Regions from separate parts of the Homo sapiens genome. Here region 2 is linked to region 1. Evidence: read pairs that join two places in POLR2A ChIA-PET (ENCODE). Cell type or tissue: OCI-LY7. All regions are shown on one strand. Each heading gives the region's core, and the rest is flanking DNA. Links, peaks and the distances in the headings are about the cores only.

What was found. ChIA-PET counts read pairs that join two places held together with the same protein. Peaks named below come from ENCODE experiments on the same cell type or tissue, not always from the same donor. Only the 100,000 strongest peaks of a DNase experiment are listed, where the experiment ranks them.
Region 2: POLR2A ChIA-PET joins it to region 1 with 7 read pairs; 2 of 35 experiments call an interaction of 5 or more read pairs at or near these places.

What each region holds. Positions count from the first base shown.
Region 1 is chr2:55,030,385-55,035,656 of GRCh38, forward strand. The region is part of intron 1 of RTN4 (reticulon 4); the gene reads right to left. Among named protein-coding and RNA genes, the nearest start is that of RTN4, 17 kb to the right of the region's middle. RefSeq lists an enhancer at 3,261-3,310. In OCI-LY7, for the core only: no CTCF peak of the experiment used is centred there; a DNase peak (open chromatin) is centred at 3,167.
Region 2 is chr2:55,290,375-55,295,891 of GRCh38, forward strand. CCDC88A (coiled-coil domain containing 88A) reads right to left here. Exons shown (of 33, transcript NM_001365480.1): 31 at 5,223-5,517; 32 at 1,302-1,401; 33 at 1-790. The coding sequence ends at 1,337. Among named protein-coding and RNA genes, the nearest start is that of MTIF2, 24 kb to the left of the region's middle. RefSeq lists a silencer at 4,159-4,453. In OCI-LY7, for the core only: no CTCF peak of the experiment used is centred there; no DNase peak of the experiment used is centred there.

The DNA of each region.
Region 1 (5,272 bases), core at 273-5,272:
AGTACTACATTTCTAAAAGCTCTTTAAAAAAATCCAGAATAGTTAACTATCTTCTGGGACTTCAAGAATACAGTTCAGACTCCTAATAAAGCAATCACAGATCATGAAATTGAATTGCCTAAGTCCAAATCACAAATCCATCACTTACAACTGTAACTCTTAGCCTTTCTGTGCCTAATGAAACTTGTAAAATAAGGATAATAAGAGTACCCACCTAAAAATGTTGTGAAGGAGGGAGAGGGAAAGAAAAAAGAAGAAACAACTTGCCCTAAGTCACAGAACTAGGAGGCCAGAGGGTCAAAACATCTAATTCCCAAGTCTTTGTGCTTTATAATTATTATTATTTTTTGGCTAGGCTTCCTCAAAGCACGAGATGTGCTTCATCTTCTGAAGGATGTATTTATGTACAAGTGCAACTGGTGCAATCCTTCTTACTGTATCAGCCCCTCAAGTTAGTTCTCCTGAAACAAGGTAAATCGTCACCCAGTAAATACCTTGTAATTAGCAGAAATATTGCATTGATCAATTGCTTCTATTTTACAATGTAACAACATTTATAGAAACATTAATGTGGGACAGGTACTGTGCTGAGCCGGCACATTTGTTTCAGATGTTCATTCTGTTCTCAAAACTACCCTGTAAGGTAGGTACTACTGTTACCCCCATTTCACATACGAGAAAAGAGGCATTTAAATCATATCTAATTACAATACTACAAAAAACCTGCATTTTAAAACCATAGAACTTCTGCTTCTGGCTATGAGAGTAATTACAACAGACTAATTCTTCCAATATAAGCAACTAAAAATATGGGCAAAATACTAGAAGCAACTATCTTGAGACACTGGACAAGAGGCAGGACAGCAGTGTGAATCCTGAGAAAAGGGAAACCTGCAAGATGACTACGCTGCTTTCTGTCTGAAGGCACATTCTGGTCTACAGTACAGAGAGAAGCCTAAGAATACCGCACTCTTGCTAAGCTGAGGAGGCTGAGGAGTTGTCTGGAATTTGTGAGACAGGGTAACATACAAAGTAAAGCCTCACAGAAAAGGAGCTCCAAAAATCTGGATAGGGGTTCCTCTTAAACCTCTGGGTGAATACTACGCTGCATGTGCACAGCACAAGACTCGGCAAGGCCTAGCCAAGAAACCTATGGTAGAGCTGCAAATTAACTGGATTATATCGAAGGTCAGAAAGTGCTGAAGACCTGATCTAAAAATTCTGACCAGTCAGAAAGGAAAGATCTCTCTAAACACCTCAAGCAGGACTACTCTAAGCCTAAAGGATACTCTAGACCAAGAGTCAGCAAACCATGGCTCATGAGCCCATATTGTATTGGAACACAGCCACGCCCATTCACTTCTGTGCTGTCTATAACTACTTTTGCACAATAAAAACAGAGACGAACAGTTTAGACAAAGGCTGTATGGCCCACAAGCCTAAACTATTTACTCTAACTGGCCCTGTAAGTCTGCAGACCCCTACCTCTAGACCCACCCTAACTTTAAAATCAAAACTTGAAAGGATCAAAATGATTTTCCAGCAAATTAACTGCCTGCCAGAACAAAGTTAAAACCACCAAATCCATGACATGCAGTATAAAATAAATTAATGGACATGCAAAGCAGCAAGAAAATATGACCATAAATAAGAAAGAATAGCAAATATAAACAAACAAATAACGTAGACGTTGGATTCGCACTTTTTTTTTTTTGAGGCGGAGTCTTGCTCTGTCACCCAGGCTGGAGTACAGCGGGGCTATCTTGGCTCACTGCAACCTCCACCTCCCAGGTTCAAGCAATTATCCCACCTCAGCCTCTGAGTAGCTGGGATTACAGGTGTCTGCCATCACACCAAGCTAATTTTTGTGTTTTTAGTAGAGACGGGGTTCACTACGTTGGCCAAGCTGGTCTCAAACTCCTGACCTCAAGTGATCCGCCAGCCTCAGCTTCCCAAAGTGCTGGAATTACAAGTGTGAACTAACACACCTGGCCTGGATTAGCAAATATTAAAATGAAAATTAAAATAGCTATTAAGATATTAAGTACAGAAAAAGACAGACATATAGAGTAGACAGGGAATCTTGGTGGAGAAATATAGACTAAAGGACCAAATGGAGATGCTAGAATTGTAAATTATATTAACTGAAAATAATCACTAGATGAGCTTAAAGGCAGATTAGACAATACAGAAAAAAAGATTTATTGATAAACAAACTTAAAAAACAACAACAGAAAGTATCCAAACTGAAACACAACAAGGGAAAAGGGCAAGTGAAAAAAGGAACAGAGCCTCAGTGCTGAGAGACAATCAAGGAGTTAAAATACCTATAATTGCAGTCCCCTTAAAAAAAGCAACAGTGGCCAGGCATGGGAGCTCATGCCTGTAACCCCAACACTTTAGGAGGCCAAAGTGGGAGGACCACTTGAGGCCAGGAGTTGGGACACCAGTTTGGACAACACAGTGAGACCCTATCTCTACAAAAAACTTAAAAATTAGCCGGTGTAGTGGTGCACACGTGCAGTTCTAGCAACTCAGGAGGCTGAGATGGGAGGATCACTCAAGCCCAGGAGTTTGAGGCTGTAACAAGCCATGATCACGCCACTGCACTCCACCCTGGACAACACAGTTAAGACCCTGTCTCTTTAAAAAAGACTGAAGAAGTTAAAAAAAAAAAAAAAGAAAAAATGGCCTAAAATTGGACAGAAGTTGGCATTTTGAAAATACCAACCAACAGAGCCACAAAGCTCAATGTACTCCAAGCAGAATAAACACAACACCACAAAAAGGCACACCATAAGGGTCAAACTGAAAATCAAAGATAGAGACAACCCTAAAAACAGTCAGAGGAAAAAAGCAGGTAAACAACAATAAGAATGACCTCACCTCTCATTGATGTAATCCAAAAGGTAATGAACGCCTTTAAAGTTATGAAAAAACTGACAATCTAAAATTATATACAGATGATCCTCATTATTCATGGATTCCTTATTTGCTCATTTACCTGCTCACTAAATTTGTAGCCCCAAAATCCATACTTGCAGCACTTTCAGGACATGCAATGAGCAGAGCAGGCAAACCAGAGCGGGTCATCCAAAGTACAAGTTCCCAGCTGAGATGGAACAAGGTAACCCTACCGCCTTCTTGTTTCAGCTCTGCCACTGACTTCCCTGTTTCATATGGCCCTTAAGCACAGCGCTGACATGGTATCGAGTGTTTTTAACCACAAGAAGGCTATGATGTGCCTTACAGAGAAAACATATGTTAGATAATCTTCCTTCAGGCATAAATTATAGTGTTCTTGGCCATGAGTTCAATGTTAATGAATCAATAATACATATTAAATAAGATGTCTTTATTTTTTAATTGATATATAACAGTTGTTTTATATTTTGGTAGTACATATGATATTTTGATACCTATATGCAATGTGTAATGATCAAGTCAGAGTGACTGGGTTATATATCACCTCAAACATTTTTCTTTTCTTTGTGTTAGAAACATTACAATTCTTCTAGCTATTCTGAAATATAGAATAAATCATTAACTATAATTTCTCTACTGTACTATCAAATACTAGAACTTATTCCTTCTATCCAACTGTATTTTTGTACCCCAGGTGGCTTTAAATAGAAAAACACATAAAACAAGGTAATATACTGATTGGTTAACAAAAATATTATGACAAGAGGCTTACAGGAGCCAAGTCTGTATTTCCCCTAAGAACAATGATTCAGTATTTGCTAATTCCCTGTTTTTGGTGGCTATACAGAACATAGTGACAGCTTAAAAAAACAGAATTGGCTGTATTATTCAAAACATATTTTTTTAAATAACCAGGCATGGTGGCTCACACCTGTAATCTCAGGACCGTAGGAGGCTGGGGTAGGAGGATTGCTTGAGCCCTGGGGTACGAGACCAGCCCAGGCAACAAAGTGAGACCCCAACTCTCCAAAAAAATTAAAACATTAGCCAGGCACGGTAGCGTGTGCCTATAGTCCCACCTACTTGGGAGGCTGAGGTGGGAGGATCACTTGAGCCCAGGAGTTTGAGGCTGCAGTGGGTTATGATCAGGCCACTGGACTCCAGCCTGGGCAACAGAGTAAGACCTTATCTCTAAACGAACAAACAAAATATATAGAAAAAGTAAAGATTAATAAAGGTATCTTCAGATAAAAGCTGAAAACAGAAGCTGAAAGAATTTGTCACTAAGACACCTACAATACAAGAAATGTTAAATCAAGTTCTTCAGACTGAGAGAAAATGATATGAGATGTAAACTTTGATCTTTATGTAGGAATAAAGAATGGCAAAAATGGTAAATATATATGTAGATGTTGAATATACAGGTAGATGTTAATTTTTCTCATTTCTTAGTTTCTTCAAAGAATAACTTTCTGAAGCACAAATTATCACAAAATACAATAACTATAATACATTTAGAAGCAAAACTTATGACAATAAAAGCACAAAGGATGAAAATAGTATATGAAAGTATGTTTTATTACATGTGAAACATGTAAGGTGGTATAATATTCTTGCTATTTTATGATAAATTGAGAATGCATTCTGTAATCCCTAGAACAGCCTCTTAAAAAATAAAGAGGTACAGCTAAAACCCCAACAGAGGAGATAAATCTGAATATTATAAAATCCTTGATTAATCCAGAAGAAGAAACAAAAGAAGAAAATCAAAGAACCCAAAAAGCAGATGGGACAAAGAAAAAACAAAGACACACAACCACACACTATCAGTTAGGATACAGATGATTTAGGCCCCACTACCAATGAGCTAAACTGACTTTTATGGAACACTACAACCAACAATATAATACACATTCTTCTCAAGTACATATGGAACATTCACCAAGATAAAACATTTCCTGGGCTACAAAACAATCTCAATCTAAAACAAGTGAAATCATGCAGTCTATGTTCTACAATGAATTAAATCACCTAAAATATCCTCAAATGTTTAAAAACGAAACTACAGAATTCTAAATAATCCATGAATCAAAGAAAATAGGGGGAAAATTAAAGAAATTCTGAATCAAATGATCATGAAAATGTGTGGGATGCAGCAAAGTAATGCTTAGAGAGAAATGTATAGCTTTTAAATGCTTTTAGAAAAAAGGCTTAAAATCGAAGTGTAAAGCTTCCACTTTAAAAGAGCAAGTTAAATCCAAACAAGTAAAAGAAAATAAGTAGTAAAGAGCAGAAACCAATGATAGAAAACAGATTAAAAAAAAAAATCAATGAAACAAAAAGTTGC
Region 2 (5,517 bases), core at 315-5,314, 260 kb after region 1:
AAGAAAAGAAATGAGTTAAAGCACAACAGCTTTATCTTGGGAATGCCATTTGCTGAAAAACCATCTTACTAAAAAAAAGTTTCAGAAAAACACTCTTTACCATGGGTTAACTTATGAATGCTTAGTGTTGCTTAATGGGAAATATGGAAAGATTAATATCACTATAAATTTTTTATAACTCCTATTTCATTATGGATTTTTCAGATTTATCTTATAAACTGAATTTCTTTTGCATCAAAATAATTGGCTTTAAGAAAAAAAAAGTATCAACACATGCAGTCTGCTAACCAAATAAGGCTCTGACATGCCAAAACAATTTTCTCTGTATCTTGCTATATAGTACATTCCACAAAATACTACAGCATTTAATTTAGGTTTACACAACTAAATATAAATGGCTAGATTTTGGCTAACACTTAGCAGAAGCATTAAGCAAACATGGATAAATTCATAAAACAAATGATGAAAAAAGCAGATTGTTCTTGGAGTACTTCTTTAAACACTTAACCTTAAAACACCTGGTCCTTAGTGAGAGAACGTCCTTTATTCAGTAGATCTTAACAGTACAAGGTATAGTAAGTCCTAAAACCTTTAAAAAATTTTGGCAGTTGAATCCAGTAGTGCTCCTTGATTCAAGGAATGAAGGTTTGTATTTCTTGCCTGCTCTATTCACGAAGGACTGTTAAAAGTCTCCTTAAAGATTTTTAAAAATGATTCCTATAGTTGCTAGGTGTCTTGTTACTTCAGAAATAAAGGCTTCATACTGAGAAACTGAAGGACACTTTTCTCTCTGTATTTAGTTGGAAGGTAGAAAGAAGAAAGAAAATATAAGAAAAGCTTAAAGATAAGAGAGACACAAAATACAGAGCAGCCACTATAAGAACAGCATGCACCAGGTATTTCTATAAGAATGAGAATGACAGACAATCAGAGATAATTTTTGAGTGGCTCATCATAGAATAGGCATTTAGTCATTAATTTTCAAGAAAACTGTGGGGAAGTTGTATTCCTACCACAAAAGGCTTCAAACTAAAAAAGTAATTCCTAGAACATAATTCACTAGTAAAATTAAATTTAAAGTGACAAAAAAACTTAAAAAAAAATACTTGTTCCTTGCGCTGACAGGTAAAAACCTATGGCAGCCAACTAATCTTGCTTCACTAGTAAGTAGAACAGAAAGTCAATGAATTAAGCAAGCAATATTTACATCTGTTAATGCAATGTGCACTTGTTTCACACTTAATTTGGTTAGTTTGTATAAATGAGACTAATCTCATTTACATTTTAAGCAGGAAACTCACCACTTGGCCCACATGTCATGTAGTGGGTAATAGAATTAGGAGCTTTGTTGCTCCCTAGACCTGCTTTTTGAATTTCTGCTTTCTTGTACTTTGTCCACATCTGCAGGAGAAAAGCATTTCATGTTATTTAGTCAAAGATGAAACAAAATACAATTCAGAAGATAAGAAATACACTCTCACTGAGTAGGGCAAGGAGAAGGAATCTGTAACTGTCTGGGAAAATTATTAATCTCATAGGCATCTCAATACTTAAAGATCGATTTTTATATTTTAAAGCTATAAGTAATATTCCTAGGAAAGCTATAATTTTTAAAAAAACTATAACAATTACATTTCCCCCCCTCTTAGTGCCAGATAGCCTTACTATGTTTATTTACTAAATGGTCACCTACAGTCTTAAACATAATCTTGCATGTAGTAGCAAAACCATCTGGAATGAAGTATTTGTATTATTTACTAAGAAAACCAGGGCTTGATGCATATTTTATAGGCAAATAATGTTCCTCCTTACATTGGTTAAAGCTAAAATTGCTTTGGTCAAAGGGGATGCAGTGCATAAGAATATGTTTATAATTTCTAGAAAGCTAGGCCAGGAATACTGAAAGCTATCCAGCTTCATCATTTATAAAATTAGGGTACTGAATCTTCGAATAGTTTTACAAATAATCCTTTTGAAAACTGGAGGTGTCTTAGAGGAAATAAGTGCAATTGCTCAATTGAGTCAGAGTTGTTTCACTTTTACTTTAAATGAAATTCATTTTTTAAAATTTGGGGCATCTATGTAAGATTTCACTTACAGAAAGTATTGTTTTTTTTCTTAAATGTTTGGGACACATCGGTTCCATATGATTTCTAAGGTATTTTCACCACTAAAAATTTGATTCCAAATGCTATGAAAAAACGTTGATAAGAACTAGTGTTGTGGCCAGTCGCAGTGGCTCACGCCTGTAATCCCAGCACTTTGGGAAGCTGGTCAGGAGTTGGAGACTAGCTTGGCCAACATGGTGAAACACCGTCTCTACTAAAAATACAAAAATTTGCTGGGCGTGGTGGCATGCTCCTGTAATCCCAGCTGCTTGGGAGGCTGAGGCAGGAGAATTGCCTGAATCCAGGAGGCAGAGGTTTCAGTGAGATGATATCACGCCACTGTACTCCAGCCTAGGCTACAGAGTGAGATTCCATCTCAAACAAACAAACAAAAAGAACTAGTGGTGTTTTGGGGGGAATTTTATGACTCCACAGCAGGTGATGATTTCTGAAGTCCAGACTGTATTTTCCAACAGTCCTCAGGACACATGGACATGATACATATTTCTCTTATATGCACAGTGTATTTTTTTTTTTTTTGGAAACATGCTGCATATAAACATATAGCTTTTTGGGTAGGAAATAGTTCTTTTCTGTAAGTCTAATTTTGTAAAATAATCACATAATTTTAATATAATAGCATGTGATTTTTCAATGAATTTTGAATGAATAAATACAATATTTTGAAGTGTTATGGTCAGAATTATGATATCTAAAAAGTTGAAATAGCTGTGAAATAATCTTTGACTCAGTGTGGAAAAGAAATAACACTAATTATAACATTTGTGTCATATACTGCCCCCATTTAATCTCAGCTATGTTTACTATTAAGTTTTGTTACTGGCCTATGAAAAAACAAAAGGGAAAATATTAGCACCAAATATATTTGAAATGTCAGGACTGACTGGGAAGTAACTGACAATAAAATAGAAGGATGCAAAAAGTATATTAGGTGGTACTAAAATATGACAATCCTCTGATTGTGTTCATTTGATTACCTGTACCAGAACCATTTTTTTTTTTTTTTGTAATAGCTATCGGAAAAAAAGTGTGATTACAAAGGAGACAAATTTCATTAGGAAATATTCTCTACAGATTTTTTCTTTGGTCCAGTTAATAACCACTTAATACAACAACAACAACAACAAGTATAACATAATTTCATCCCCACATGGTCACATTTGAAGGCATTCCTTCCAGGTGCCAGGCTGAGTCCTTATCAGCTATAGGCTAAATCCAAATGGCAAAAAACATTCCAGAGAGAATGCCAATGTGTATTTCTCTGGAAGTAAATGGATCAGGGTTATGGGTTTTTTTGTTTTTAGCAATCTGGGAGTTAGAGATTCAAATTTAGCTAATTTGCTTTAAAAGTGCTGTGAACACAAAAATAAAAGTTCTTTGCACTGGAGTCAAAGTTAACAAATATTTTCTTACTTTTTTTTTTTTTTTTAAGCTAAAGAGTGTATTTATTCTTAGTTCTAAAATTTGTTCTACTAGAAACATACTTGTTTAAATGGTTACAAGTTCTAATTTTACATTTTAGTGTGATTATTCATTTAAAAAAAATTCTGTTTTAAGGATATACATGTATAATTTAATAATAGATTAATTATAGAAGTAACAATTTTTACCACTTTGTAAACTTGCTACCCTTTTTGATTAGAAGTAAAAATACAAATTTCCAACACAATGAATATAATTTGGTTTATTTCTCTTTGACTCTCTATAAAAAAAGAACTGGAAAAACTATTGTATTAACTGATTTCAAGTATAGAAGCCATCTTGAAGAAAAGACAGTTACTTGAGCTCTTGTATTTATCAGATGATGAAAAGTGCAGAGAAGAAACAATAAATACAAATGTTCCTAGTCACTGTGTAAATCACATTTAAATTTGATGGGGTTTTCTAAGAATAACACTAAGTTTATAAGTATTAACAATCTTTTAAATCTGAAAAATGTTTTATAAATATGGGTATTAGTTAATATTTGTTATATAAAGTGTTGAATTATTAACTATTTCTTTAAAACAGGACAGATGGCCTAATTAAATGACAAAAGAAAACAACATCTTTTTACATTTTCCCTACTGATACTGTACATATGTAATATAAAGTACACATTCTGGAAGAAAAAAAGGAGTGACAGTCAGAGCAAGTGAGGGGTGGGAAGAGGAGGAAGGGAGGGAGGAAATGAACATTTTTTTCCAGAAGCAACAAAGCAAATATGACTTGGAAATGTCTTCTTGGTAAGAGAGCATGCAACTGTTTTAACATGCTTCTGGATATCAAAGTAACAATCTTATCAGGCAACAAAAAATGTGAAGGAGGAGCATGTATGGTTAAGGTTTTTAAAGGCATGCAGAAAATGGACAAAGTAATTAATATTTCATGCAGGTTTTGGTGTGGTTACACATTCACATTAATATACATGCCATCATGTACAGCTGAACACTGTGCAACAATTTTAAATAAAAAATAAAAACCTAGCCAAATGATATTTTGTTAACAGCAACTTTTCAAATCATATTAGAGAAGCAGTGTATATCAAATAACATCAATATATTATATTGTGCAGTTTTGATCATATACAACCATATTCATACCAAACAGTTTGATTATCCTCAGAAACCAACAATGCAGCTTCTGTGTCATCAGGATAGAGGCATGCAGAAGTGACAAGATTGTTGCTATTTATAGAAAACTGTAGGTTACTGTTACTAGGGTTCTGATGATCAGAAAACTGTTCATTTTCTTTCTGTGCAGGTTTATCCAAAGAGGCAGAAGCCTGGTCAGTTATTCTGATAACTGGCCTAGGAGGTAACCCACTTATGTTACTAACTAATTCTGTATTCAGGGATAAGAATGGCTGAGATGAATGGGCCACAGTAAATGGTCCTATGCTATCTTTTGCCAACATTCCGAATGCATCACTAGGCATCCTAATAGTGGCAAAAGTTTGGTTTAGAAAATGTGACCTTCCTGTTCTTGAGTTTCTAGCCTGGGCATATAGAGGCTCAGGCATGTCTATAGCTAAATCATTTTGGGCACAAGAACCTATAGTATGTGTTGGGATGTCAAGTATATGAGAGGACCACTGGTGTAAATGGTACTCACTAGATGCTGCAGTGGTGTTGCTGTCAGCAGCAGCTGGTGGTGAATCAACTGATATAGGCAGTCTACTGTCCTTGGTCAAAAAATCATGGATGCTTGTCCTTCGTGTAGTTCCTTCGGCAGTTGAGATCACGCTGCTTGCACGAGGTAAAGTTGCATAAGGGTTACTATCTTTTGATTGTCGTGACAGAGAAGATTCTTTTACTAATTTTATTTTTCCTTGAGTGCCTGGTGTAGGTTTTCCCGCAGAACTAATGAAGTAGGTATCTTCAGTTTTTCGAGGACCAGGTCTCAAAAA